Linked DNA regions of Homo sapiens: all the other regions are linked to region 1. The links are chromatin contacts, found by Hi-C or POLR2A ChIA-PET in ENCODE. All regions are on one chromosome and are shown on one strand. The core of a region is the stretch at or near the end of the contact, and the rest is flanking DNA. Distances in the headings are between cores, read along the strand shown.

What was found. Hi-C counts contacts between places; a loop is a spot of excess contacts on that map. ChIA-PET counts read pairs that join two places held with the same protein, here RNA polymerase II (POLR2A). Pooled maps may share reads with other maps.
Region 2: a map of OCI-LY7 shows a loop between it and region 1 (15-fold over the local background). The contact joins the promoter of MTR here to the promoter of LYST in region 1. A Hi-C loop is called at or near these places in 6 of 168 maps with a recorded cell type or tissue (B cell, CD4-positive, alpha-beta T cell, CD4-positive, alpha-beta memory T cell and 3 more), 4 of 37 single-sample maps with no recorded cell type and 16 of 50 pooled maps.
Region 3: a pooled map shows a loop between it and region 1 (5-fold over the local background). The contact joins the promoter of LNCATV here to the promoter of LYST in region 1. A Hi-C loop is called at or near these places in 4 of 50 pooled maps. POLR2A ChIA-PET finds 5 or more read pairs at or near these places in 2 of 52 experiments (OCI-LY7 and activated T-cell).
Region 4: a loop to region 1 is called in a pooled map, with 8 times the contacts of the local background. The contact joins the enhancer-like site here to the promoter of LYST in region 1. A Hi-C loop is called at or near these places in 10 of 50 pooled maps. POLR2A ChIA-PET finds 5 or more read pairs at or near these places in 2 of 52 experiments (activated CD4-positive, alpha-beta T cell and activated CD8-positive, alpha-beta memory T cell).
Region 5: a map of CD8-positive, alpha-beta T cell shows a loop between it and region 1 (25-fold over the local background). The contact joins the promoter of HEATR1 here to the promoter of LYST in region 1. A Hi-C loop is called at or near these places in 2 of 168 maps with a recorded cell type or tissue (CD8-positive, alpha-beta T cell and naive thymus-derived CD4-positive, alpha-beta T cell) and 6 of 50 pooled maps. POLR2A ChIA-PET finds 5 or more read pairs at or near these places in 1 of 52 experiments (B cell).
Region 6: a map of dorsolateral prefrontal cortex shows a loop between it and region 1 (4-fold over the local background). The contact joins the promoter of TOMM20 here to the promoter of LYST in region 1. A Hi-C loop is called at or near these places in 1 of 168 maps with a recorded cell type or tissue (dorsolateral prefrontal cortex), 2 of 37 single-sample maps with no recorded cell type and 12 of 50 pooled maps. POLR2A ChIA-PET finds 5 or more read pairs at or near these places in 1 of 52 experiments (HEK293).
Region 7: a pooled map shows a loop between it and region 1 (3-fold over the local background). The contact joins the enhancer-like site here to the promoter of LYST in region 1. A Hi-C loop is called at or near these places in 1 of 168 maps with a recorded cell type or tissue (naive thymus-derived CD4-positive, alpha-beta T cell) and 4 of 50 pooled maps. POLR2A ChIA-PET finds 5 or more read pairs at or near these places in 1 of 52 experiments (PC-9).

The regions. Positions count from the first base shown.
Region 1 is chr1:235,864,871-235,868,826 of GRCh38, forward strand. It overlaps LYST (lysosomal trafficking regulator), which reads right to left and starts at 2,036. Exons shown (of 53, transcript NM_000081.4): 1 at 1,973-2,036. RefSeq lists enhancers at 1,094-1,143, 1,514-1,613 and silencers at 1,734-2,153, 2,204-2,503.
Region 2 is chr1:236,793,629-236,797,584 of GRCh38, forward strand. It overlaps MTR (5-methyltetrahydrofolate-homocysteine methyltransferase), which reads left to right and starts at 1,664. Exons shown (of 33, transcript NM_000254.3): 1 at 1,664-2,109. The coding sequence starts at 2,076. RefSeq lists enhancers at 1,690-1,979, 2,080-2,269.
Region 3 is chr1:234,962,325-234,966,280 of GRCh38, forward strand. LNCATV (lncRNA negative regulator of antiviral signaling) reads right to left here and starts at 1,675. Exons shown (of 4, transcript NR_125945.1): 1 at 1,443-1,675. RefSeq lists enhancers at 441-1,640, 954-1,253, 1,274-1,323.
Region 4 is chr1:235,009,208-235,013,163 of GRCh38, forward strand. No RefSeq gene overlaps it. Among named protein-coding and RNA genes, the nearest start is that of LINC03108, 30 kb to the left of the region's middle. RefSeq lists enhancers at 2,507-3,096, 2,695-2,989, 2,940-3,440, 3,107-3,176, 3,387-3,566. Within about 2 kb of position 2,049, at least 26 of the 41 ENCODE cell types and tissues checked have a DNase peak (open chromatin) inside an H3K27ac peak, as active enhancers do.
Region 5 is chr1:236,602,455-236,606,410 of GRCh38, forward strand. HEATR1 (HEAT repeat containing 1) reads right to left here and starts at 2,062. Exons shown (of 45, transcript NM_018072.6): 1 at 1,968-2,062; 2 at 1,500-1,673; 3 at 706-922. The coding sequence starts at 1,641. RefSeq lists an enhancer at 2,003-2,262.
Region 6 is chr1:235,126,717-235,130,672 of GRCh38, forward strand. TOMM20 (translocase of outer mitochondrial membrane 20) reads right to left here and starts at 2,121. Exons shown (of 5, transcript NM_014765.3): 1 at 1,879-2,121. The coding sequence starts at 1,999. SNORA14B (small nucleolar RNA, H/ACA box 14B) reads right to left here and starts at 1,221; the gene lies at 1,087-1,221. It overlaps LOC105379283 (a long non-coding RNA gene), which reads right to left and starts at 1,485. Exons shown (of 2, transcript XR_949295.4): 1 at 913-1,485; 2 at 203-253. RefSeq lists enhancers at 1,849-2,068, 2,299-2,398.
Region 7 is chr1:236,505,184-236,509,139 of GRCh38, forward strand. No RefSeq gene overlaps it. Among named protein-coding and RNA genes, the nearest start is that of LGALS8, 17 kb to the right of the region's middle. Within about 2 kb of position 2,213, at least 4 of the 41 ENCODE cell types and tissues checked have a DNase peak (open chromatin) inside an H3K27ac peak, as active enhancers do; they include PC-9, where a contact is called at or near this core.

The DNA.
Region 1 (3,956 bases), core at 786-3,285:
GTAGGTTGTGATCATGCCACTGCACTCCAGCCTGGGAGACAAAGTGAGATCCTGACTCAAAACTAAAAATAAAAGGTAAGGTTCTTTACTCAAAGAGTGGACTCCCCTTTCCACTGAGAGTAGAAACTCAAGTCCTTAAAAGGGCCTACAAGGCCTTATACAGTCTAATCTCCCACCACACTCACCTCTTTGACTTTATTTCTACTCCTCTTTGCTTTTTCCACCACAGCCAAATCAGCCTCTCTGCTGTCCTCAAACAAGCCCAGCACACAGGGCTTCTGCAAGCCCTTCTGCCTTCCTCTCTGCTAGCACATCCTTCCCTCAGAGAGGTACATGGATTACCCCTCACTTACTTCTGGTCTTGGCTCAAATGATATCTTTTCTAGGAAGCTTTCCCTGGCTGCCTCTAGTTAAAATTGCAAACCTCTCCCGGTTCCCTGCCCTCCCTCTTCCCTGCCCTCCCTCTTCCGTGCTTTTTCTCTGTAGTACTTAACACCATCTGACACAGCACATATTTTATTTGTTTATTATCTGAGGTCCCCACTAGAATATAAGCTCCATGAAGGAGCAGATATTTATGTTTTCTTAGAAAAGTATCTGACACGCAGTAGGTGCTCAATAAATATTTACTAAATACATATATATAATTATATAGTTTGTGAAGTATTTTTATGCAAATTACAGCAATTCATTTTTCCTTATGCCCTCTCTTCTTCAAATTCTCCAATCTTTGTAGTAACAATATGGATGACAGCAAAGAGCTATCAGAAAAAGAGTTGTTGGCCACTTAACAAAGCTCTTTAAAACAGATACCCCATATTAATCAACTACATCTATAAATTGAAAGCTTAAAGTCAACATCTTTATTAGCATAGATGAATCTAGGCGTGGAATTTTAAAATAATAGCGCAGAAGAGCCAAGAATCATCAGGAAGAAAAGTCTAATTCAGTTTGTCCTATCAATCTGTTAAACAAACAATAGGAAAATGCAACCTGCATTTGATCTTCAAGGAAACACTGGCCCAAATTCAACACGAACGCATTCAACACAAGATTCGACTCCCTTAAAATTTTCTATCTGCTTAAAACAAACCCCATTAACTATCAAGTGCCGTCGCTGGGTGTGTATGGTCTGCCGAGCGGATCGGGGATGTTTTGCTATGTTTTGTTTAACCAGATAAGAATTAGCGTTAAGGAAACGTTTCTTAAAGCCTCTGTATCCCCTGGACCATTAAACAACCCCTTCGTTGGGCTTTACACTGTGGTACCGGGGTCTTCTCGGGTAATTTCCCAGCTTATTTAACTCATCAGAAGCGAAGGGGCATCTCAGTCAGGCTCCAGTGATACCGGAGACAGACGGCAGATGTCTCAGGGGATCCCCTGGAAAGAGAGGCTCTCGCCCAGTCAAAGGGTGTCACGGACAGGAGGAAAGAGCGGACCGAGGCGCACGGTGTAGGTGACAGGTGGGCGAGCGCCGCAGGGCAACAGCGCGGGGAGTGACCGGCTGGGTGGTGGCGCGGAAACCGTCAACTCCCATCGTCAACCTGACAGCTTGGGCCCAGCTGGGCTGAGTAGTGCAGCGGCACAGGATCAAAAAATAAAATAAAGGTAGCAACACACCGCCGTCAGCCTGCTCGACCTCGCCCCCCGCGCGCTGCGAAATAAAGTTAGTGCCCAGTGGCCGCTGCAATGGCCCAGAGGGGCCCAGCCGAGCTCCCGCCCGCGGCCCGGCGGCTGTCAAAGGCGGCCCGGCGCCGCGAGAAGTCCCAGAGCCCAGAAGCCAGAGAGGACGCCCCGAGCTGGCGCGTCAGGCCGAGTGCCCTCGCGCCCTCGCGCCCTCAGCCCGGCGGTCCCGGCCCTCAACCCAGGCTGACAGCCACCAGCCCCAAACCGCCTCCCCTCCAGGCCACGCAGAGGGGCCGGGACCCGGAACCTTCTGCCGGCAGCGTCGGCGCCCGGCGGCCGCCTTTACCTGGTTTGTGGCAGCTGCGGCCGCCGCGCACTCCCCCTCTCCCGGAGAACCCCGAGCCGACGCCGCTGCCGCCGCCGCCGCGCACTCCCCACCCCCGCCCGCCCAGGTAACCCAGGAAACCGAGAACACCACCCCCTCCCTCCCCTCGTCCGGACCCAGACCCGCTCGTCTGCGCGTGCGCCCTTGGCTCCGCCTCGCGCGTGTAAGCCCCGCCTCCTCTGGGAGGGCAGCGCCGGCGTCGCAGGCGTGACGCGTGGAACTGCCGAGCCAATAGGGAAGGCAGGGGGGCGGGCCGACCCGCGGGGCTGCAGCCGGGGCCCGGTCTGGGTTTCTCAGCGGTCGGGGGTCGTACCCTGGGTCCGCACCTCCTCCCAGGGCTCTGCGTAGTGGGCTGCGTCAGACCCTGGGGAGTGCGAGCACCGTTTGAGAAGCACCAAACACAAGCGCATCGTCCGCCTCTTCCATTCAACACAGACTGTCAACCTGTCCCATTGTGTAGGTCTAGAGGATGAAGATAGAAGAAATAACGGGAAGGAGTCAGGAGAGGGAGAAAGGGTTACCCACAAGGCACCCCTAGCCTTCCTCTGGGACCTGGAAAAAGCCATATTGTAATGGTTACCGTCGGCTTCTTTCAAGAAACAAAAAGAGCTTTGCAAAGCCACTGCAGAAGTAATTCAGTGCAGTGGTGTATTTTCCAACCGACTCCTGTTCAAACACGGTTTGTATACAGTGCGCACTGTCAGTGTCATATGCCCTAATAGACCAGTCCCTCCAGAGGGTGGGAGCTGTAGGTAAAATCCAGGATGTTTTGGCTGCATCCCCGGCTCTGGGCCCAGCACGCTGCTGGCAGACTGCTGCGGTAGGCAGTTTGGCATTTCAAGGGCCACCCTCCTCACCTCCTAGTCACTGAGACAGCAACGCCAGAGGTACTGGGAAAAAGCCTGAACTGTAATCGTTCGGTAGTTTTCAAGTTCTGCCAAACAATACAAACTATTAATAAGCAGATAATCTACAAATTGACAGGAATTGCTGTAGAATCAACAACTCCCATAATTTTTTGCACAGGAATTATGAAATAGAAATAATTCAGGATATTATGTCCCAAGCCTATATACCAAATGTTACTCCCAATTCCTCAAACTCCCATCTAACCCAATGACAAGCAAAGTGCGTTAAGTTGCCCACTGATGTGGTTTAGAGGGTGCTCTTGGGGAAAATTCCCCACTTTAAAATATGTCTTCTCTGACGTCTGATGTTTAACCATTAGCAGTTCATATCTTTAGGCGAAGATTGCCCACTTCCTCTGGCAGGTAGTCTTTTATTTTTATTTTTTATCTTTTTTTTTTTGAGACAGATTCTCGCTCTGTCGCCCAGGCTGGAGGGCAGTGGCCGGATATCGGCTCACTGAACCCTAACAAGTGCAGGAAATAAATGTCTCAGGGAACTTATCACTCATTTAAGCAGTATATAATGAGCACCTACAATGCGCTAAGTATTGTGCTAGGTGCATGGGCCTGAACTGAAACAAAAAGAGGAAGCCAAACTTAACCTGTTTCGTCATTTTACCTAAAGCTGTGTCTACTCTTATTTATACATCAACTTTCACCCACTAATCTTAAAAACACCCCCCTTTTTTAATGGACAAAAGAAGTCAAAGAAATATTAAGTAACAAGCCAGTTTCTGTTAACCTTGAGTAGAAAATAATAGATTATCATGATTTCATTAAAGCAAAGAAAATGAGACAGACTTTAGATGATAATGGTATACAATTGGCCCTCAAAGTATTATTTGTTTGTAAAAGGCACAAAGTAATGCCATTTGTGACTATTATTTTTTTCGGTACCAGTGTTTTTTATTTTATTTTATTTTCAAGATGCAGCTTCACTCTTTTTCCCTGACTGGAGTGCAGTGGCACAGTCTCGGCTCACTGCAACCTCCGCCTCCCGGGTTCAAGTGATTCTCCTGCCTCAGCCTCCCAAGTAG
Region 2 (3,956 bases), core at 414-2,913, 930 kb after region 1:
AACCCGGGAGGCGGAGGTTGCAGTGAGCTGAGCCAAGATCGTGCCAGTGCGCTCCAGACTGTGCGACAGAGTGAGACTCCGTCTCAAACAAACAAACAACTAGCCCTTATAATCTTTTTTTTTTTTTTTTAGACAGGTGCATCTTTACACAGTTAAATTTCACTACTTCTTTTTTTGCAGATAAAAACTCAGGAGTTGAGAAATGAATAAACATAATAATAAATATGAGAAAACCATCATGATTTATCAAGCCTGGATAAATAATTTAATAAGTTCAGCATAGAAGACCTTGCTTTTTTTTCTTTCCTCCTTTTCTTCTTCTTTTTTTTTAACTTATTTATTTCAATAGGTTTTTGGGGAGCAGGTGGTGTTTGGTTACATGAATAAGTTCTTTAGTGGTGATTTGAGAGTTTGGTGCACCCATCACCTAGGCAGTGGACACTGCACCCAATGTGTAGTCGTTTATCCCTCACCTACTCTCACCCTAGCCCTTATAATCTTAAGATTTTTGGCTATTTAGGGCCATCTCATTCCTCCCTCCCTTCTTTGTTGCATTCTCTCTCACCTACTCCATTCCCCCCACCTTCCAAGTAAGACCATCTTTGGTAAGATGGTCTTGGTAAGAATGTGATACGCATTATAATAATTTTTCAAATCTTCAAAATTGAGGTATAATTACATACAATAAAATGAGAATGGCATGCAAATTTGTGCCTTTTTTAAAGCTTAGTAAATGTCATAATTTGGTTATAGTTTTTATTTTTCTGGATGCATTTGCTTTTCCTTACATCTACCATGCTCAGCCTTACAGAGATTTTTCTAGATGAATTTGCTTTTTCTCACATCTACCATGCTCGGCCTTACAGAGCTGCCCTTTATTTTAGAATTCCCTAAAGTGCTGTGTTGTACACAGGGAGCTTCTCCTGACTGGAACAACCTTACCTGGTACCACTCTTCCTTCAGGACCCAGATTCTTCTTTGAAACCTTTCCCTGGCCCCTTTGAATACTCTAGCTCTTTTAAAATGTATGTGGTTCTTTTTTCCCTGTTCAATTATTAATCTAACTAGGTTGTGAGTTCCTCCTCCAAGGACGTGAGGGTGCGATGTAGCTTGTCTGATTTTGCATTCCAAGTGTGTGCCCCAATGCCTGACACATAGTAGGTGCTCAATATATGTTTACTGTCAATAAGTTACAATTAACACCCCCATATGGTAATTCAGAGTTTTCATAGCGCGGTCAAACGATCTCATTTAACGCCTACTACAACCCTAAAAAATTCTAATTACTACCATCCTATCATTCTTGTTTGTAGAGTGTGGAGACTGAGAGGTTAACTGTCTTGCCCAGCGCAAGTCAACAGCAAAACGGAACTAAAATTTCAGGCTCGACACCACACAGCGTGTCGAGATCAGCACGAACTTGGCGCTGTGACTTTTCCTTAGAGGGGCCACTTAGGCTTACACTTCCGGATCCTGGGCACACAGAGACGCGAAAAGCTCCCGCGGGAAACTGGGGAGCGGGACTACATCTCCCAGAGAGCCCCGGGGCTAAACAGCAGGTGATTGGTTGATATTGACAGCCAATGCGGCTGCGAGGAGCTCGGGCAGACCAATCACAGGCCGGAAGGGGCGGGACCTCCCACGCCGAGGATAGATTGAGCGCAGAACTAACCGCGCTCTGAAAGGTTCTAAATGTCTGCGGGGCTCAGAGCCGGATGTCACGTCGTCCTCCTCTGCCGGTTTTCTCTTGGGTCCTTTTCCGTGCCGTCCCGCGACTCCGCCTCTGGCCGCGCGTGTCTGGCTGCTAGGCCGACACCAAGGACTGGCCGGGTACCCGGGAAGAAAGCACGTGCTCCAGCAGTTGCCGCGCCCAGCCCCGAGAGAGGCCCTAGGGCGCTGCGGGCTTTCGGGGTCCGCAGTCCCCCCGCGACGCGAGCCAACGGGAGGCGTCAAAAGACCCGGGCCTTGTGTGGCAGGCTCGCCTGGCGCTGGCTGGCGTGGCCCTTGGCCGTCGTCACCTGTGGAGAGCACGTCTTCTCTGCCGCGCCCTCTGCGCAAGGAGGAGACTCGACAACATGTCACCCGCGCTCCAAGACCTGTCGCAACCCGGTAACGCTGCGACCCCGTCTGCGTGGTTGGGTTGTGTTTCTTAACTCGTGCTGTGGCCTCCTAATCCCTGGGGCGATTCCCTTCTGCGGCGGGAGACGCCCGGCGGTGTTTCCCCGCGTGTGGGCGGCACCTTTAGAACTTAGCGCAGGAGCCCGGAGGGCTACGTGTTTTGCTCCACTCTTTGTCCGACCTTCACCTCTTTCTCCCCAGGCAAGCCATCAAAACCTGCAAAAAGCGTCCTCCCCTCGCCCCCGAAACACATTCTTAACGTCACAGTAACTAAACTTTCCAGTTCCACGCAGCATAAACCAGCTGGGCCCTCTGGAAGTTTTTTTTTTTGCATGGTGTGACGCTTATTCGTAAATATGTATTGCGCACCTACTGCGAAAGAAAGTTCAGGCGCGGAGAGACAGACGAGGAAACTCAGAGAACTATTTAAAACTACTACATGGAACTTTTTATTTTCTGCTTCTACGCACGCTGCTGCAAAACTGCAATATGCATAGACTCACTATGTTAAAATAGATGAGCAGACCCCACCTCCAGATACCGAAATGGGAGGTAGTAATTTCAAGCGATTCTGATGTTGGTGGCCCTGGGATCAACAGTGAGAAAAAGCTAGTTTAGCACGAGAACTGAACGTAATGTTAGCTTTATAACGAGCTCTAGATCTCTAAGGTCATGCCTGATTATAATTTGAGGACAAATACACCCGTAAAAACGGGTGAGGAGATGTAGAAACGAGAATTAGTGATAAGTACAAAACAGTAAATATCCTATCACATAGTGGGGATGTTTAGCTTCAGGAAGAGGGGGAATACTAAATTCGTAACGCACAAGGAAATTTATCAGAGGTTAACCGGTGACTCTCTTGATTCTTGGGTTCTGATAACGGGACTGATATAATTGTTCTTGAAACTAGTGGAACTGTGGCTGAGAAACACATCACTGCTGTTATTAAATAAGATATAAACCTCCCTATGAGAGGTTTATATGTTATTTAATATATTAAATAAGATGTAATGAGGTTACATCTTATTTATATTTAATATTTAATTAATAAATGTAAACCTCCCTATAAGAGATTTATATCTTATTGAATAAATGATCATAGGGAGATCATATTTATTTGGAAAACATCTTTTACTCATGATTTCTGGCCTCCCCCTTCCCATTTAATTTAAACAAGTAAAGTTATTTCCCTTTCATCTGAATTTAGGTGTCATTATCAGGAGCAAAATGCCACTGAAGACTTAAAATACTGTGAATAGTGAGTGATTTAAAAAAAAAAAATAAACTGAAAGGAAAATTGTTGAATGTTTGAATCTTGCCTAGTCCCCTCACCCCCAAGGCTGGCTTCTAGAGTTGAGCACTGAGTGGAGTTTAACCAAGTCTAGGGCCTCTGAAGTTCTGAATCAGGCCATTGTGCCTAGAAAAGACCTTAGATGTAGTCCAGCTTCTGTCTATGTGAGCAACTTTTATTGGGATTAGAATCAGGTTTTAACTTCCTAATAACCCTTAGTAATTTACTGGCGTACAATCTTAATGAAATTTTAATGGAGAGCTGGGAATTCCTGATTCTCAAGGTTGGGCCTTAAAACTAAATGTGACTTCAGACCATGGTTGTGTGCCCTGGGGAAGGAGGATGGTGGGCTAGCAAATACATCTTGGGAGAAAATTTTAACTACAGCTTCTAAAAGTTTCTTGGTTTCATCCTTGCTTAGGACTGTGAGTGTTATTTGGAACTCAATTGATGAGTGATTAATGAAGGAATGAATAATCCAGTGAATTGGTATCAATTGATGAGTGATTAATGAAGGAATGAATAATCCAGTGAATTGGTATCA
Region 3 (3,956 bases), core at 425-2,924, 900 kb before region 1:
GTTGCACATCATCAGGGCCAAGAGAGAAGATTTGGCAACATGGGGTGGTTTGGTGAGAGTCGGCATGTTTCACTGGTAATCTGCTGGAGCACTAAAATATATACATCCAAAGGTTACCTTCTTTCAATTCACTGAAAAATAAAAGGAGCTTCAAGGCTGGACCAAATAACACACATAAATAACTCATGCATGCCTGCATGCATAGATGCAAACATACATACCCAAGATGTGTAGCAAACAAAACAGGCACAGTGCTTTCAGGAGAAACTTGGGTGTGGAAGTAAGTTCTACCTTTTTGCTCTATTTTCCTCCTGGAGGGAGAGAGGAAAAGCAGCTGCCTAAATGCTCAGTCAGCCCACAAGCTGTCATGCGTGACTATCTCCAGGGCAGACAGGAGAGCAGGAACCCCTTTCTGAAGCTGAGTTCTGATGCAGAATGTTTTCAGGGCTTAAGACAGCCCCCACACAGCTAGCCAACAGAACTTTCTGGGCTGCGGTCAGTTAGCTATGTCGCACAGGAATGGCATCTGCTTTCACTTATTTCAGAACTCAAGCATAAGTCCTGGGAGTATTTGACCAAAAGAGCCTCCCGCTTGGCGTGCGAGGGTTAGGTTTCCAGAAGATGTAGCACGTACCTGCGCTTTCAACTCCCAGAAGCCAAAGCTATGGAAAGATCTCAGCGTGTTTTTTTTTTAATTTTATTTTAAAATCATACCGTTTTAAAAGTTCTGCTTGTTATAAATCCAGCCTGAAAGCAGATGAATGAAACATAGACCCACACAAAAAAAATCTACAAGAATAGATCTTTTTTTTTTTTAACTTGGGGTTTTTGAGGAGGGATTTTAGAGGAGTGGCGGGGAAGCTACTCAGTCGAGATAAACTCCTTAAAAGCATGGGCAAAATTCCCTTTTCTGTGACCAGTTTTTTTAAAAATGACAAAGTCACACAAGAGAGGAAATGAAAAGGGAAATTTTTAGACTTCTCATCTGTGCTGAAAGCCCCGGGCTGTTTCAGAACCCGGTCAGGGTAACCGTCAGGCCTGCGGTCACCGCGCTGCAATCCCAGGAGGCCTTGCGTCAGCGGCCATTATATCAATAAGGAAGTACAATCACCAAACCACAAGCCGGCTTCTTTTCTAAGCCCACATGTTGCTTTAGAGGGTTTTCAAACAAGAGACTTTCCTGTTTTTGAAACCTGTGAATCCACAGGTCTTACAGGTTACTCAAATTATCTTATCACTTGCAGCATGAATTTCAAAACTGCTTACTCCAGCCTTCCCCTCCCCTGGAGGAACAGACGTCCATTTACAAACCAGAATCCTTATTTACAGTGTCCCGTTGCCAATTGCTGACACAGAAGGGGGAAAAAATACCAGTTATACATTAAGCTTTAAGGTTAAAGTATCTGTGCCAGACGCTGTCCAAACACCATCTATTCACTGACCTGAAGGCAGGATGACCACACCGGAGAAAATTCTACAGAAACAGTTTTGCGGTCACAGCAGTATTCCTTCACAGAGCCAGGCTATGTTTCCTGCAGATGCATACACATGCTTGCAAATGTACTGTAAGAAATCATCACAATTCACAGGAAACATATTTATCCTAAGATGTGTAGCAAATCTGTTGGAAATTTTTAAGCACAGCCAAAAGACATCCCAAACCACCTATGAGGTTGCTTCCCAGGTTGCTGGAAAAATCAACGTAGGATAGCATCGGTAGAGGACGCTACCGCGGCGCAGGTGAAAGATGTAAACAGTGCAATCTAAATCTTCAATGGGATGCAAGTCAGACTTATTTTTCTCTTGAGCAAATAAAAAGATTCAGATTAAAGAGTGCCTTATAGAACTGGTACAGAGTTCTACATAGAACTGATATAGAGTTCATCTAATAAGAGTGTCTTATAGATGAGATAAATCCATAAACAAACGTCTCTCTTTCCTGCTCAGCTCAGCAGCTTGAGAAAGATGTGCCACACCTAACAACTGCATTTGACAGCCATCTCCTGGTTTAACTTCTACCCTGGCCAGCGGCCACTTAGCGTTGCCCCAGCAATGCCTGCAGACTTCATCACGCGCTCCCTCGCTGGAAGCGTCCCTCCTAAGGCAGACCTGAAGTTCACAGAGGGCTTCTGGACAGTAGTTCACATTCTGTTTTCAATGGTGGCCTAATCAGACTGAGAATAAACAACAAGTGAACTTTATCCTGCAGCTACAACCAGTGAACTCTAAGCCCATTTCACAGAATGCACACAGCAATAATGGATCTAGCAGACACTTATCTAATCTCACACTTTCCGTCTTTTTGGGTTATAATCAACACTTAGCTCATCAACACACACACACACACACACACGCACATCTTCCAAAAAAGAACCTGCTCTCAGTTTAAGCACACTGAGATTTTATTTATCTTATTTTATTTGTCTGCATTCCAATAAACCTTCTAACATTGAAATGTTGAGACAGACACTCTAAAGTCAGGATGCTGTGATGTTTATGTTTGAGGGAGGGTTCTTTCAAAGTAGCCAAAATTGTCTCTCTTAGGAAATGTGAAGTGTGAATGAAGCCACACCAAAAAGTCTCAGAAGTAAATCTCTCAAAGATTATGACCAGCCTGTTGTGGAATAACGCAATATATCCTTAGAGGAAAATACAATAAAGTAAGAGAATTCCAGGCTTCCTACACAGGCCCAGTAGGTATTTTTTATCTTAATAACTCGTTGGTAAATGGCCTACTATGTCCATAGGAAAAGCATCCTCTTCTTCAACTGTGTTTTAAAAAGAATAACTTCTTCTTTCCTCCTTTGGAAAAGCCATTGCTCCAAAATTCACATAAAACAAATACAGACTGGTTTTCTGTTCCTTTCACTTTCTGTCCCTATCACTTTAGGCTGTGGTAACCAGGACTTCTAGGCCTAAATATGCTTGCCTGATTTTGCCTGAGTTTGCTGGAGAATTGCTCAACCACCCTCTCACTTTGGCTGTGTAGACCATAGCTCTTGCCCTCCCTCCAGGGGAGAGGCATTAACTAATGAAGAAAACAGTGACTCCCCTCTTCTGCCACCACTGACACTCCATACCCAGGCCTGTGCCACCAGGCCTGCTTCCAGGACTGTGGGCTGCCTGTTCCCTGCTATCCTGAGCCTTCCAGCTCCAGTGCCAACAAGGGCACTAGGTAATGGGTACTTCTGATGAAGGACACTGCATGAGATCTTCCCATCACTTAGAGAAGTGTTCCATTTGGGGTCATTACCAACCCTGTCTACTCAGACCAGCAAAGCATAGAGAAAAATAGGATGGATAGGCAAGTATAAGGCATCACCTTATATCTGTGTCTTAAAAAGCTCTTTATATTACAGAATTTCTTTATTTGGAACAACAAAATACTCTGAAGGGAATCTCATGAATTTTAGTTTGGAACGTTTATAGAGGTTGTCTGGAAGAATAGTTTTTGTTGATTTGGTTTTTTAATACAAAGAAAAATAAAAGCTTTTGTAGTTATTCTTGAAGGTATGACCTCCAATTACAAGCATGAGAGATATTGTAAGCAAGTCCTTTTCTTTTCTTTTTTTTTTTTTTTTAAGAGACAAGGTCTCACCATGTTGCCCAGGCTGGTCTCAAACTCCTGTACTCAAGCAATCTGCCCACCTCAGCCTCGCAAAGTGCTGGGATTATAGGTGTGAGCCACTACACCCAGCCTGTAAGCCAGTCTTTTAAAGCTCATTTTAAACTTTTTTTTTCTTTTTTGGGACAGGGTCTTGCTCTGTCATCTAGGCTGGACTACAGTGGCACAATCTCAGCACACTGCAACCTCCATCATCTCCAAAGTTCAAGCAATTCTCGTGCCTCAGCCTCCCGAGTAGCTGGGATTACAGGTGCCCACCACCATGCCTGTCTAATGTTTGTATTTTCAGTAGAGACAGGGTTTCACCATGTTGGCCAGGATGGTCTAGAAC
Region 4 (3,956 bases), core at 799-3,298, 860 kb before region 1:
GAGATTACAGGAGTGAGCCACTGTGCCGGGCCTCATTCCACCTAATATGAGGTATCTAGAGTACTCAAATGCATAGAGAGAGAAAGTGGAAGAGTCGTTGCCAGGGGCTGAGGAGAGAGAGAAATAGAAGTTATTAATGGGTACAAAGTTTCAGTTCTGCAAGACAAAAAGAGCTCTAGAGATGGACGGTGGTGATGGTCACACAACATAGGAATATACTTAATGCCACTGAACTCTGCACTTAGATGAATAAACTGGTCAAGTCTATGTTATATATTTATCACAATTTTATAATTTTTTTTGAATTCCTTAACTTAATCATATTGGCAAAAACTTTCCCACGTAGCGTAACATTCACTGTTTTCCGGCGATTGGCACTTGATATCTTTGGGGCCACTATTCAGATGGCTACAGTCACTTAGGAGACTACTGCAGTGGTCCAGAGAAGAAGTGATGGAGGCATGAACTAGACCAGAGGCAGTGGGGATTCTAGAGCTGCCAAGGAGGCACTGCTGGTGGGAGCTGGGAACCGGGCAGGAAGAGTGATGCCTGGCACCCTGGTTTCTGGCTGGGGCAACTTGCAGAAACTCTCAGGAATGCTGAGAGAAGAGCAGATGGAGGGTGGGATCAAAGGGAAGACTGGTGTTGGGGAAGAGGTTGAGATGAGTTTTAGACACATTTGCAGGTGTCGACCAAAAGCTGGGCCACTGAGCAGAGACCTGCCTACATCTTGAGGCCCACACAAAGGTCTTGTCCCAAATAGGGGAGCCATGGCAGAGCAGGGATGCTATGGAGGGAGGAGGCAGCCACAGGCAGGGCTTGGGGATAGTCTGGAAAACAGAGAATGAGAGGAGTCAGGGCAAAGAGGCGAGGTCTGTGGAGGTGCCGCAGGAAGGCGTTGGGCGCTGGCTGCAACTGAGAGCTGGGAGCTCAGGAAGGCTCAGGTGGCTGGACCCGGCCAGGGGGCAGACGCGGAATAACAATGGCCTTCCGTGAGGGCAAGGCCATCTGTAGCAAAATGTCCACCCTCCATGCCAAGCCTCCCACCCAAACATCCCTTCTGATTTCCCATGCTATGAGGGCCTGAGCACCGGAGCCCTTGGAGAGAAGATCCATCGGAGGCGGAAAGGTGGGGGGACCCACGTGGCTCAGGTTAAACTTACACCTGGCTTTGCATGGAGAAGTCTTGGCAAACTTCTGAACAACAAATCAAGTTACAGATGGCTGAAACAAACGGTAGTTTCCCAGGAGCCGCTGAGACCATCAGCAGGAGGCCTGTAGACTTTCATCCAAGTCAGACTCAACCATATCTTTCTTTTTCCAATTTTTTAAAAATTGTAGTAAGTAAAATACACATAACAGAAAATTTACCATCTTAACCTTTTTTTTTTGAGACAGCGTCTCACTCTGTCACCCAGGCTGGAGTTCAGTGGTGCGATCTCAGCTCACTGCAAACTCCGTCTCTGGGTTTCAAGTGATTCTCCTGCCTCAGCCTCCCGAGTAGCTGGGATTACAGGTGCCCGCCACCATGCCTGGCTAATTTTTGTATTTTTAGTAGAGACAGGGTTTCACCATGTTAGCCAGACTGGTCTCAAAACTCCTGACCTCAAGTGATCAGCCCGCCTCCGCCACCCAAAGTGCTGGGATTACACGTGTCAGCCACCGTGCCTGGCCTCCATCGTAACCATTTTTAAGCACGTTGTTCAGTGGTGTGACATGCATTCCCACTGCTATACAGCCATCGCCGCTAACCATCTCCAGGCACTTTCATCTTGTAAAATTGAAACTCTGCACCCATTCAACAATAACTCCCCACGTCCCATTCCCCTCAACTATATCTTTTTAAAGTGCTTTTCCCAGTGAAGTTTCTAACATTGCTAAAGAACATAAAATATAAAAACATGGCCATGCAGCAGGGGCTTTTTACCCTGCAGAATGCCCACTAAACCGTTTCTGTATGTTTAATTTTTTTAACCAAGGAAGTAGGGGATGCCCAAGATTTGGTCCCCAAACCAGAAAGACTGTGGGTTCCTTGCATCAAGCCGGGGCTTTTAGTCAACTCTCCCATGGGGACTCTGTTGGCCCGCTCCACCTCGGGTGTTCCCCCGCCCCTGCCTTTTCCTCTCTCACCTCCCCCATCCACCCCTCTCAGCCTTGCAGTCGACCTGCCTCTCCTCTGGTTGCTCCGTTTGTAGGGAGGGTCTGCTTGAAGGGAGTTCCCATTCTCTCTCACCCAGAGTCAAGGCTCTTGACTCTATTGTACCTAAAAAGCTCCTGAGGAATTTGACAAGGCCCCACCCTCAGAGATATGGGGTGAAGCCCAGGAATCTGTATTTTTAACAAGCATCCCAGGTGATCCTGATACTTGCACACACCCCCACACACACCCACGCCGACTACCCACACACTTCCATGGCCCAGAAGTCTGCAGGACCCACAGCAGGTATTCGGGACTATTTGTTCAATCCACACCTGAGTCGTTGCACGATTATGCTCAAGTCCCTCGGAACACCTCGCCTGCCATCTGACAGCTTCCCATCCAGAAACCACACAGTACAGTAAAAAACAGAAAAAAGAAAGCCGTTAGACCCCAGTGAATGTTATTTTTAATGAAAGTGGTGCATTTTGACTCACAATGTTGAAACCAGATTATAAATGAGTCATCAGTGAATCGACCACAAAGAGCCTTTGCGGAGGTGATTTACAGGAGAGCTCTGATGTCTGCTGTCCCCTGCACACGCTTCACAGAGATGCTGTCAGACGCAGAGCTGGTCTGGGGCATCTGTTGCCGCGTCAGCTCAAAAGGATGCTGTGTTGTCACCAATGGGATTCCCCAGCCCAGGCGGTGTTGCGGTCCCACCCACACAAGGAAGGCGGCCATCACTGAATAATGCTTGTGGTTACATCATCATTGCTGGTTTCCAGGTAGTGACTAGCAGATACTGGAGAGAGACAGGCCATCTGCTCTTCCTGTGCGCCTCAGCTCCTCCCTCATACCCACATCCTCTCGCCTGGTCTTCTAGAAGCAGCCCCTATGCAGACAGACCAGCAGGACTGAAAGCTGGACAGACTCGAGCCGGAGAGCCAGGTGGAACAACCTGGCCAGAAAGAGTCTGGCCGCAAAGAGTCTGGCCACAGCCCCACTTTCCTCATCTCTAAAATGTCCACATGGCTGCCTGCCCTGCCCGGCTCAAGGGAATGTTGCAAGGCTCTCATGGAAACCATGCTTGTGAGGGTTTTGAGGACTATCATAGCCCGTCCCAAGGTCAGAGGACAGTAGAAAACAAAAAACTTGCTTTCAGAGGGTGCTTTCACCAGTCAGCAGCCTCTGCCCCGGGCAAAGCCAGACAACTAAAACGGAATGAATCCGCAGAGTAGGGTGGGGATGAAATTCTCCACCTCCAACCCAGAAAGGAAACGCCAATGCTCATGTTTCCCCTTAGAGAAACAGGCAATGTTTGAACAGGAACAACGACGCCAGAGGGTCAATCCACACACAGAACACTCCATCTCCATGCCGATGGGGGACTGACTGTCCTGCTGCTGAACTGCACCCCTGGGGCTCTCCAGGACACTCCACTGGTGGCCACACTCAGGAAAATAAAGAAAAACCTTCAAAAGGACCCTTCTGGCCATTCAGAGAATGCACAGGCCTGCTAGCTCCTGCTTGCCTGCTCAGAGCTGCCTCCACTGGGGCAGGAATCTGCAGCCAAGAAAATCCCTGACAACCCCAGGGACAGAAGGGTCAGTCTGGGGGACCATCGACCAACCCAGCAACCCAGATTAGACTGCTCCACCAGGAACTCTGTGTCCAGAGAGCAGGATCTGCCACAAGCAAAACTAGGCCTCATTTACTATTCCACAATAGCAACTAGAAAGCATGTGACCCAGAAAACCTTCAAAGAAGGCCAGAAATTCATTAAATCTGAAAAGAAGGGAAGAAGGGCGGGGGAGAG
Region 5 (3,956 bases), core at 812-3,311, 740 kb after region 1:
AAATGCTCAAAAACACATTAGCTATCATTGTTTTTCTCAAGCAATGGTATTTCAGAGGATAACATTGCCTGCTTCCCCAACCATCTTGTTATTTTGCCAAGAAAGCAGCTTAGTACTCACTGCCTCAAGTGTGCAGGAACAAGCTGTAATGGCAAAGTAGCATGGGCTCTTCAGAACTAACGAGGTTAGGCTGGGCGAGGTGGCTCACACCTGTAATCCCAGTATTTTGGGAGGCCGAGGCGGGTGGATCACCTGAGGTCAGGGGTTAAAGACCAGCCTGGCTAACACGGTGAAACTCCATCTCTACAAAAACACAAAACTCATCCAGGCATTATGGCAGGTGCCTGTAATCCCAGCTACTTGGGAGGCTGAGGTGGGAGAATCACTTGAACCTGGGAGGCAGAGGTTGCAGTGAGCCAAGATTTCAATATTGCACTCCAGCCTGAGTGCCCAGCAAGACTCTATCTCAAAAAAAAACTAATGAGGTTAGACCATTTACTCAAAATCACCAGTAGTTCTACTTTTCACTATCAACAAAAAAGAATTTAAAGGCAGAAGAGCATGCTTATCTCACACAATGGACATTGTATCAATCTCTTAATATACCTAATTTTTCAGCTTTAATTTGATAAGTTCTCAACTACTTAATTTTTTACAAGACCAAAGTGATTAACCCATAGTTATTTCTGTAATTCTATTAGCTACCTGTGAATCAACCACTCCAGACACTTCTGTGCTGGCTTAAGCAGGAAGTAAGGCGACAAGTGAATAAGGAATAATGAAATGTTTTCATCCAACTGTTTGTTTACTGCTTTGGTCTGAACACTTCGCTCCAAGGTTTTTGCTAGCTGACTGAACAACGGTGCTTCAAACTGCTCAAAGGAAGGATCAATTCCAAGCAACTCTTCCAGGCCAGTACATCCTAAATTTCAAAAAAGGCCAGTTTATTTAACAATTCTTCGTAAGCAAATTCATCCCACCCCTCTTTTACAGTTTTACTTACCCCTAAGAAGTTTCTGAATTCTTTAAGTACATATAATTTATAATACAGTCCCAAACACTGATTTCTAGTTTTCAACTTTTAGAGTAAATCCTATCTCATCTACTAGAACAGAAAGTACTTCGTGGCAGGGAACACTTTTTTTTTTTTTTTTTTGGATATCCCCTACAATAACTAGGCCAGTCCTCTGAGAGGACTTCTCCGTCACCCCAGTCACTGCCTCCATCCCCCTTTTAGCTGTTCTTCTCTTTGACATATTAGTTGACCTCTCTAATTTTGTTTCTTCATCTGTGAAATCCAGATACCTCTACTCATAAACATTTCAAGCACCAAGCACCTGACTGTTATGTTCTCTTTCCCTTAAAAATATACATCAACATGCTAGAAACTGCTAAGGAAGAGGACGGGACAGAAGAGAAAACAAGGGGAAAAAAAAAAAACAGTAACATCCAGAAAACAAACGCTTCCAAGAGCTTTTCTAAGTTAAAAGATGGCTCACCAATGGCGAAGGCGGTGTCCCTGTCGATTGTGGCCGCTTCCTTAGGGTCAAATAACAAAGAAGCAACTTCATCTCTAGATAAGAGGCTGGCATCACTTTGAGGGAGGGCGAGTCGTTGCAGCTGCTGGGCTAAGGACGTCATCTTTCACGCCAGCGGAGTTTTAATGACACGGGCTAAAAAAACGTAAGCACTTTGATAAGTTTCTACGAAATTATAAGGCGCCTCGTAAACAAACAATTCTCTTCTGCACTCAGCACCGTCATGGACACACAACGCGGGTGTCCTGAGATTTGTGGACCCCGGAGATGCAAAGACGATGGCAGCAGCGTTAACAACTAATTACAGTAGCGGCGACCGCGCCAAGGCTTTCCTTCAACCCTGATTCCGCAGATATCCGGAAAACTCTTACCCTCCCTCGATATGCCGCCCCCATCCGCAGCCACATCAAGCGGCTCTGTGCCGCTTACCTGGAACTGGGAATTTGGGTATATCTTGGAAGGCAACAACTCTTCACAGCGCTTCCCACATGGTACCAAGGAGCCCAACCCTCACCCGGAAACCTAAGGCATGCTGTAGAGCAACTTCCTGCTGCAGGCGCTACGGCAAGTGAAGAGGTTCAAGCTTGCCGGGAATGCGACGAGACAGCTCCGCCTCCCGAGACGAAAGCCCGCCCCTCAGCCCGCCGGACTCAGGCTCAAGTCTGAGCTTCGCCTCTGTAGCTCCGGTTTAGCGGTCTGCTCTGCGGCTTGTGTCTGAAGCTTTCGGTCTCTGGATGGGCCTTCTGTGGGCTTTAAGGATCCGTAGCCAGAATCATTCATTCAGTAGTGATCCAGCCTTTACTAGGTGCCAGCAGCACCGCGTAGTGTTGAAAGCTATGGGTTGTGAAGTCACGTGGTTTGGGTTCAAATCCTGGCGCTGGCGCCTGTCGGCCGGGTTAACGCCACCAAATTATTTCATCTCTCCGAGCTTGTTACTCACTCTACAAAGTGGGAAGAGGCCGAGATTGTCGTGAAAGGAGCTTCTGCTCCTAGTGCAAACCGATCTATAAATGCTGGACTCCACCGCCCCAGAGCTTGGGGGAGATCTTGTCACTCCTCTATGTTTCCATTCCCGAGGGGTAAATGGCATATATTTTTTTCTTTCAAAACGAATCATAGTCAGGCGCGGCCTGTAATCCGAGCACTTTGGGAAGCTCAGGCGAGCTGATCACCTGAGGTCAGGAGTTCGGGACCAGCCTGGCCAACATAGCGAAACCCCGTCTCTACTAAAAATAAAAGAATTAGCCGGACGTGGTGGCGGGCGCCTGTAATCCCAGCTACTAGGAAAGCTGAGACAGAAGAATCGCTGGAACCCGGGAGTCGGAGGTTGCAGTGGGCCAAGATTGCACCACTGCACTCCACAGAGCGAGACTGTCTCAATAAATAAATTAATCGAATCCTGTTGAGGTATAATTTACAAACAATGGTTACACCCACGTCAGTGGAAGAGTTTGATGACTTTTAGCAAATGCATGTATAGGTGTAATGACCTCCCCAGTCAAAATGACAGTTTCCATCGCCCCTAAAAATTGTCTCTTGCCTGTTTGCGAAGATTCCCGCAACCACTGGTCTTGGCCTCACTACAGATAGTGTTGCGGAAGAGTATCCTTATGTATGAATATAGCTAATCTGTTTCCAAAACACCGGTATGCGCTAGAACTAGGATGAACTGACGTCTTCCAGACGAAGGAGTGAGATCTGATGCTCTGTCTTTTCTGGATGCATTAATTTCTCTGAAGAGCTCTGCGGGGCCAGGGGGTCAAGTCTTTCTGTAACCGTCTTCCCTGGAGAATGTCAGAAACACAGCTACAAATTTGGAGGCCCTGGTTGTCTATACCTCATGCAGATTCTCTCCCATTTACAAACAGAATCTTTTGTTGTTGGTTTGCTTTAAAAGCATTTAAAACAACCAAATATTTTCTTCAGTTATTAGTATTTCTACTGACTGTTAATAATCTTCTTTTCATGTGGTGTTGAGTGCCTTGCAGAGAATAACATGAAAATTCTAGTAGTACCTATTTCATTCTTACAAACATATCTCTCAAAGGAATTTTTTTTTTCTTTCTAACATGTCACAGGAGTTTTACCTTTACAGAAGCAATCAGCTTTCGGTACTTTAAAAGAAATGAACACCAGGTCTGTTTCATTGATAAGATAATTTGCTTTTTTTGCTTAAAAAATACCCTATATATTTTTTAAAAGCTTTATTTAAGTGAAACTTGAAAAAGTGCTACAAAGATTTGACTCAGTCCTTCCTATGTCAGCTGTGATGGTGTATAGTGCCATGCCGAATTTTACTTTGGAAAGTAAAAAGGAAAACAAGTCAGATGTTCATAAATGTAATTTTTTTTTAAAAAAAAGCTTTGGTTTTAAAAAAAATGTAATAATCTTGAATTATATATTTTTATCTGACGGACA
Region 6 (3,956 bases), core at 871-3,370, 740 kb before region 1:
TTGAACCCGGGAGGCGGAGGTTGCAATGATCCGAGATCACCCCACTGCACTCGAGCCTGGGCGACAGAGCGAGACTCAAACAAACAAACAACAACAACAAAAAATCTCTAGCATTCATCAATTACCATGTGTGAGGAACAGGACTAAAACTCTACACTATACCATTTTACAAAAAGGGAAAACTAAAGCTTGAAGTTACTTGCCTAAAGTTACTGCTGCAGCTAAGTAATTCACTGTAATCATTAGGTTGCCGCTAAATCCAGAAAAAACAATTTTAGATTGAAAATGATGGAGAAGTTATTTTGAAATAACATTCCTCCATTTGTCTAAAATGATAGCTCTTGTTTCTGCAACAGGACTTCAGGGTTTCCAACGGAAGATAGGGTTAATCCATTCTTTATAACTCTGCATTTGTACCAAAGCCCCCAGCTGTCACCCATTTTGGCAACTACAGGACAATAACCCGAAGGCAGAATGACCACCAGCATTTATGGAGGAGCATTTCCTATGTCAGAAAACGTGGAAGGCAATTCAAACATCTCAACCTTCACAAGATCAACAAGAGGTAGGTGGCATTACCTGATTTTACAACTACAGAAATTAGGATTCAGAAACCCCAAATTATGCCGCTAACCTGGCCCTAGAAATTCAAGGTCTGAATGTAAAACAGTATTCTATTAGTCTGCCTAGTCATAAATCAAATTATGTCTATATCCCTTCCCTCCTAAAACATAAGAAAGCTGGAACTAGATGTCTGATTCTTAGTGCTAGTAAGATCAGCGCTGCAGTCACTGCTCACACAGGGCTACTGAACACTTGAAATGACTTAGTATAGCTGAATTAAACCGTAACCACTGTTACTTAAGTAAACAATAATCCCTTCTTTGTACCCCTTGGGCTTTAGTAACTTACGTATCAATTTTAATTCCAAAAACTAATTTGGCTGAACAACCAAGATAAGCCAAAAAATATTTCTTATTGCAACAAATTTGCTCTTCAATGATGCGAATGAAGATTCTCCGAAAATTCAAGGTGGATCACAACGGTTTTCATGACACGATTCCCCTCTGGTAGACCTCTCTTAAAAGATGTCGCAGGTATGAAATAAGACTGAGCCACGGGAGAAGCGCAGCCCTTTGGACTCCCCTGCAATTTCTATAGCATTCACTCATATCTTGGAAGCACTTAGAACGAAGCTACCAAGAGGGTTTAAGAATGCAGCAATGAGCCAGGCGGATCATCTGAGGTCAGGAGTTCGAGACTAGCCTGACCAACACGGTGAAACCCCGTCTCTACTAAACACAAAAAATCACCGGGCGTGGTGACGCCCGACTGTAATCCCAGCTACTGGGGAGACTGAGGCAGGAGAAGCGCTTGAACTCGGGAGGCGGAGGTTGCAGTGAGCCGAGATCGCGCCACTGCACTACAGCCTGGGCGACAGAGCGAGATTCCGTCTCAAAAAAAAGAATGCAACAATGATACTGCACTGAGCATGCGGATTTAGCCTCAGACTAAAATTTGCGACAAAAATGCACGACTTTTTAGTTAAGAGTAGAGGTTTAAAAAGATGAACGACAAAAAAAGAGACAACCTCCTCCCCAGGCCACACACACCCGAGATTGCAACAGAAATCAAGAGTGCATTTGCACGGCTAAAGTGTCTGGGGAAAACAAAACGGGAAAAATCCTTCCTCCAAAATGGAATTCCTACGGGGCACTAGAGCCCCCGGAGCGGCGCAGCCAGCGCCATCGCCTATTGAGGGCCGCACCACGCGGTCGCCCTGCGCGGCCCACAGGCTGGTGGGAGGCAATGACCCCTCCTGTGAAGGGCGGCGGCCGAAGGCAGCAAGCCTGGCCAGGGGAGAGAGGACCCACTCACGTTCTCGAAGCCTGTTCTTGAAGTTGGGGTCACTTCGTCTTTTGCGGTCGAAGTAGATGCAGTACCCAATGAAAAGGGCCCCGCATACACCGGCGGCGATGGCGCTGTTCCGACCCACCATCTTCTCTACAACGCTGAGCGTGGACGGTGGCGGCAGGGACCGCGAAGGAGCGGTGGGCCACGAACCCTCAGAGCGGTCGGCGCAGCTCACACCCGACGGCCGCGGGCCAGGAACACAGAAAGGCCGAGCACACGCCACTTCCGGTCCCAGTCAACTAAGGGCCTCGAGGTCGTCCGCGGCAGAGCCTGAGCAGAGGCCCAGAGCGCGGCTCCTGCGCCTGCGCAGTGGGCGAAGCCGGCGTTTCCCCTGCGCCGCTGGGTGTACGCACTGGAGTCGGGAATTTGCACGTGACCACGGACTTTTTTTCATATCCGCCGACCATGCTGTAACGAGGCGTACGCGTTACTGGCGTGCACGTACTCAGAAGACTAGCTGACAGCCTTGTTTGTGGCAGACAGAGATGCAGGGTCCCAGACTGCGAATGCTTCATCTTGTCTAACACAGGCAGCCTGTGACTTGTTTGAATTAAACTGTACTTTCTTTTCAGGTTGCCACAATCCATTGTGCGTAGTGGTTCCATTTCAAAAGAATGTTACAGGATAGCCTCATTTTATGATAACTGGAATAAAATTAAATGGAGTAATTTCTTGAAAAATATACACAATTGAAGAAAAAATAGAAAACGTGAATTGTTTTATAGCCACACGAAAACATACACATGATCAGGCCAGGCGCGGTGGCTCACGCCTGTAATCTCAACACTTTGGGAGGCCGAGGCAGGCGGATCACTTAAGGCCAGGAGTTTGAGACCAGCCTGGCCAACATAGTGAAACCCTGTCTCTACTAAAAATACAAAAATTAGCTGGCCATGGTGGCCGGGGCCTGTAATCCCAGCTACTCTGGAGGCTGAGGCGGGAGAATCGCTTGAACCAGGAGGCAGAGGTTGCAGTGAGCCAAGATCGAGCCACTGCACTCCAGCCTGAGTGACAGATCAGGAGTCCGTCTCAAAAAAACAAAATATATATATATATGATCTAACTTAAGATATTGACAAGGAAAATCGTGGGCAGAAAGCAGGCATTAAACAGACACTGTAAGTTGAGGGGTATCGAAGTCAAGCATCAGTGTCAAGAGACATTGGAACCAGAGCTACCTTACCTTGAATAGGGGCTGGGTAAAATGAGGCTGAGACCTATTGGGGCACATTCCCAGGAAGTTTGGCATTCTTGGTCACAGGATATTTACAGGGAAGGGAACAAGTTAATAATGTTTACCTAACAGACCCAGGAAATGTCCTGATGTCCTGATATCTTAAGAACAAAAGCATTCTTAGTTTAATTTTCCCTTTAAAGATAATATTGATCCTTGCAGAAGACAGTAGTTACACAGGATTAACAGTCCTTTGACAAAGACCAGGCAGTGTCTCACACCTGTAATCCCAGCACTTTGGGAGGCCCAGATGGGCGGATAGCTTGAGCCCAAGAGTTCAACACCAGCCTGGGCAACATGGTGAGACCCTGTCTCCACAAAAAAATTAAAAACTTAGCCAGGCGTGGTGGCACACACCTGTGGTCCCAACTACATGGGGAATGATGCGGAAGTATCCCTTAATCCCAGGAGGTTGAGGCTGCAGTTGAGTTATGATTGTACCACTGCAGTCCAAACTGGGTGACAGGGTAAGACCTCGTCTCAAAACAAACACACAAAAAATCCTTTGTCACAAGCTCTTGGAGTAGAGCTCATCTTCCTCATTTTTTTGCTGTTCAATACAAACAAGCCTTGTACCTAAGGTGGACATGTTCCTTCTCTTGCTTTAGGGTATGCACCATTCTACAAAGTAACCTTTCACTTTTTTTTTTTTTTTTTTTTTTTTTTGAGACAGTCTTGCTGTCACCCAGGCTGGAGTGCAGTGGCATGATCTTGGCTCACTATAACCTCCACCTCCTGGGTTCAAGCGATTCTCCTGCCTCAGCCTCCCCAGTAGCTCGGATTACAGGCATGTGCCACCACACCCAGC
Region 7 (3,956 bases), core at 963-3,462, 640 kb after region 1:
AACATAAATCTGGCTTACGTGCACGTCCAGTCATAGTAACTTCCCTTGAACTTAATTATGACGTAGATTCTGTTGCTCACATGTTCGTTGCTGACCTTCTCCTTATTATCACCCTGCTCTCCTACTACATTCCTTTTTGCTGAAATAACGAAGATAATAATCAATAAAAACTGAGGGAACTCAGAGATGGTGCCGGTGCAGGTCCTTGGTATGCTGAGCGCCGGTTCCCTGGGCCCACTGTTGTTTCTCTATACTTTGTCTCTGTGTTTTATTTATTTTCTCAGTCTCTCGTCCCACCTGACTAGAAATATCCACAGGTGTGGAGGGGCAGGCCACCCCTTCACATCTTGTCTCCACTTCCTTGATTAAAAAAAAGAAAAGAAAAAAAAATTTGCCGAAGTTGGATTCATTCACAGAATTCTACACATTAAAAATGTTGCAGGTCGGGTGTGGTGGCAGCTCCCAAAGCTGCCTATAATCCCAGCGCTTTGGGAGGCTTGAGCCCAGGAGGTCAAGGCTGCAGTGAACTGAGATCGCACCACTGCACTCCAGCCTGGGCGACAGAGCAAGACCCTGTCTCAAAGAAAAAAAAAAAAACAGAAAAAAATAACGTTACAGAAAAAGTACAATATTTTTAATATATATATATATATTTTTTTTTTCTGAGACAGAGTGTTGCTCTGTCACCCAGGCCGGAGAGCTATGGCTCGATCTCAGCTCACTGCAACCTCCACCTCCCGGGTTCAAGCGATTCTCCTGCCTCAGCCTCCCGAGTAGCTGGGATTACAGGCACCCACCACCACGCCTGGCTAATTTTTGTATTTTTAGTAGAGACGGGGTTTCCCCATGTTGGCCAGGCTGGCCTCGAACTCCTGACTTTATGATCCGCCTGCCTTGGCCTCCCAAAGTGTTGGGATTACAGGTGTGAGCCACCATGCCCAGCCAAAAGTACAATATTTTTAATGACATATAAAGATGTTCATTCTTTGTGGTTGCCCTGGGTGAGAGGGACTATTGATACTCAATAGTGTTTCTTTTGTTTCTACATTGTTTCTATAGTGAAAATACGCATTGGCTTTGTATTAAAAAATGTATAGTAAAAATGGTTTTATTAAAAATAGCAAATAACTACAAAAACTCCATTGCAATGGAAAGCAGCCCTTGGATTTTCTAGTTGAATGAAACGAGTAATTTATCCAATGTTAGAAATGTCTAAAGGCTCGCTCAGGTTTCATGAGCAGAACAGGAATTGTATATCCAATTAAATGTGAAATTGCAATGCCTGGTGCGGTGGCTTATGCCTGTAATCCCAGCACTTTGGGAAGCCGAGGCAGGGGATCGCTTGAGCCCAGGAGTTCGAGACCACCATGGGTAACATGGGGAGGCCCCATCTCTACAAAAAATAAAAATCGTTAGCCGGGCAGGTTGGTGCATGCTTGTGTTCCCAGCTACTTGGGAGGCTGAGGTGGAAGGATCCTCTGAGCCCAGGAGGATGAGGCTGCAGTGAGACATGATCGATGCACTCCAGCCTGGATGACAGAGTGAGACCCTGTCTCAAAAAAAAAAAAAAAGAAAAGAAAGTACAATCGCAATTAAATGTCTTTGCGTTGGTGGCTCCTGACCAAATTCCCTAAGCAAGCAGTATGTTAATGAGCAGAGGGGCCACAGCTCACCTTGCTCAATTAAAGGCAGGAGCAGGCCGGGCGTGGTGGCTCACGCCTGTAATCCCAGCACTTTGGGAGGCCAAGGTGGGCGGATCACGAGGTCAAGAGATCGAGACCATCCTGGCCAACATGGTGAAACCCTGTCTGTACTAAAAATACGAAAATTAACTGGGCATGTGGCATGAGCCTGTAATCCCAGCTACTCGGGAGGCTGAGGCAGAAGAATTGCTTGAACCCGGGAGGTGGAGGTTGCAGTGAGCCGAGATTGCACCACTGCCCTCCAGCCTGGTGACAGAGCGAGACTTCATCTTAAAAAAAAAAAAAAAAAAGGCAGGAGCAAGTATGGGCCAGACAGAAATCAAGGTGTAAATTGGGCAGATCCTCAGGCCCAGTGCTGAATTTTGGTTTGATGAAATAAAACATTACATTTCAAGGTTGGCAGAGAGGAATGAAGGTGGAAGAGGAATCTAGGGCCATTTAGGGAAGCCATGAAGCCTCCTGCCCACACTAGTGGGTAGAGTGGAGCCAGGCGTTTTGCTAGGGCTTGCTATATCTCTTGGCAGGGTGCTCTGCTGCCAAAGCCAAGAATTCTAAATTAGATTAAATAGCCAGAAAGAATGTTAAACATTTGGACATGATATCCTCCCTCACAGATTAGCTAGAGTGTAGTTCTGCTGTGCTAGATACTTAAATAAATACCTCCCTAGCTGTGAAGCCTGCTTATCACAGTACTATATTTTAGGATGAGGTCATTATTTTCCTATGCATACACATGCATTGTATAATCTTGCCAATGTAGGTCAGCCCAAAAGAAGTGACAAATGTGTAGAACACACATTGGACTAGCTTGGGACAAAATTAGTATACCTAAAGATGACAGATTTCTTAACTAATTTTATGAGCCATGCAGCTTTGTATTCTAGCAGAGACAGACATTAGGAATCTTATAAAATCAAAAATTTTAATTTTTGCCTGAATAGCTCCAAAGGGCTAAGATCTCAAGCAAATGCGTGTAGGTTTTGTTTTTGTGGTTGTTGTTGTTTTTAGAGACAGGGTCTTGCTCTGTCACCCATGCTGAAGTGCAGCGGTGCAGTCCTAGCTCACTGCAGCCTTGACCTCTCAGGCTTAAGTGATCCTCCTGCCTTAGCCTCCCGAGTAGCTGGGACTACAGGCGCATGCCACCACCCCGAGTAATTTTTTATTTTTATTTTTACTTTTGTAGAGACAGGGGTCTCAATATGTTGCTCAGGCTAGTATCTTTTTTCTTTTTGAGACAGTCTCGCTCAATTGCCCAGGCTGGAGTGCAGTGGTGCCATCTCGGCTCACTGCAAGCTCCGCCTCCCGGGTTCACGCCATTCTCCTGCCTCAGCCTCCCGAGTAGCTGGGACTACAGGCGCCCGCCACCATGCCCAGCTAATTTTTTTTGTATTTTTAGTAGAGACGGGGTTTCACCGTGTTAGCCAGGATGGTCTCGATCTTCTGACCTCGTGATCCACCCGCCTCAGCCTCCCAAAGTGCTGAGATTACAGGCGTGAGCCCTCGCGCCCGGCCCAGTCTTGTAACTTAACTTTAAAGCTACTTATTCCCAAATGAAGATGGGATGGTACACAGATTTTAAGTATTAGCTGGTTTGGAGCTTCTGTCTTTTAAAGCAACATTTTACTTTGCCACAGGGTGGTGGGGCGGGGGCCATCCTAGAAAGAAGAGTGTGAGTTTCATGGGATAGGGTCTGGGGAGGTGGCTGGAGGAGTTTAGGTTCTTTTGATATCTGTGGCTACACAGACAGATAACCAAGGAAAATGTCCAAACAGTGAAATTAAGTGCTCACTGCACTAACACAGAGAAGGACCCTGATGTCTGGCCGCAGGCCTTTGTTCTCATTGGCTTCAAAGAACTTCTTGATGTCTACCTTAATTTCATTATTATTTACCCAGGAGTCATTCAGGAGCAGGTTGTTCAATTGCCATGTAGTTATGTGGTTTTGAGTGAGTTTCTTAATACTGAGTTCTAATTTGATTGTGCTGTGGTCTGAGACACTGTTTCGATTTCAGTTCTTTTGCATTTGCTGAGGAATGTTTCATTTCCAATTATGTGGTCGATTTTAGAGTAAGTGCCACGTGACGCTGAGAAGAATACATATTCTGTTGATTTCGGGGGGGAGAGTTCTGTAGATATCTATTAGGTCCACTTGATCCAGAGCTGAGCTCAAGTCTTGAATATCCTTATTCATTTTCTGTCTCGTTAATCTGTCTAATATTGACAGTGGGGTATTCAAGTCTCCCACTATTATTG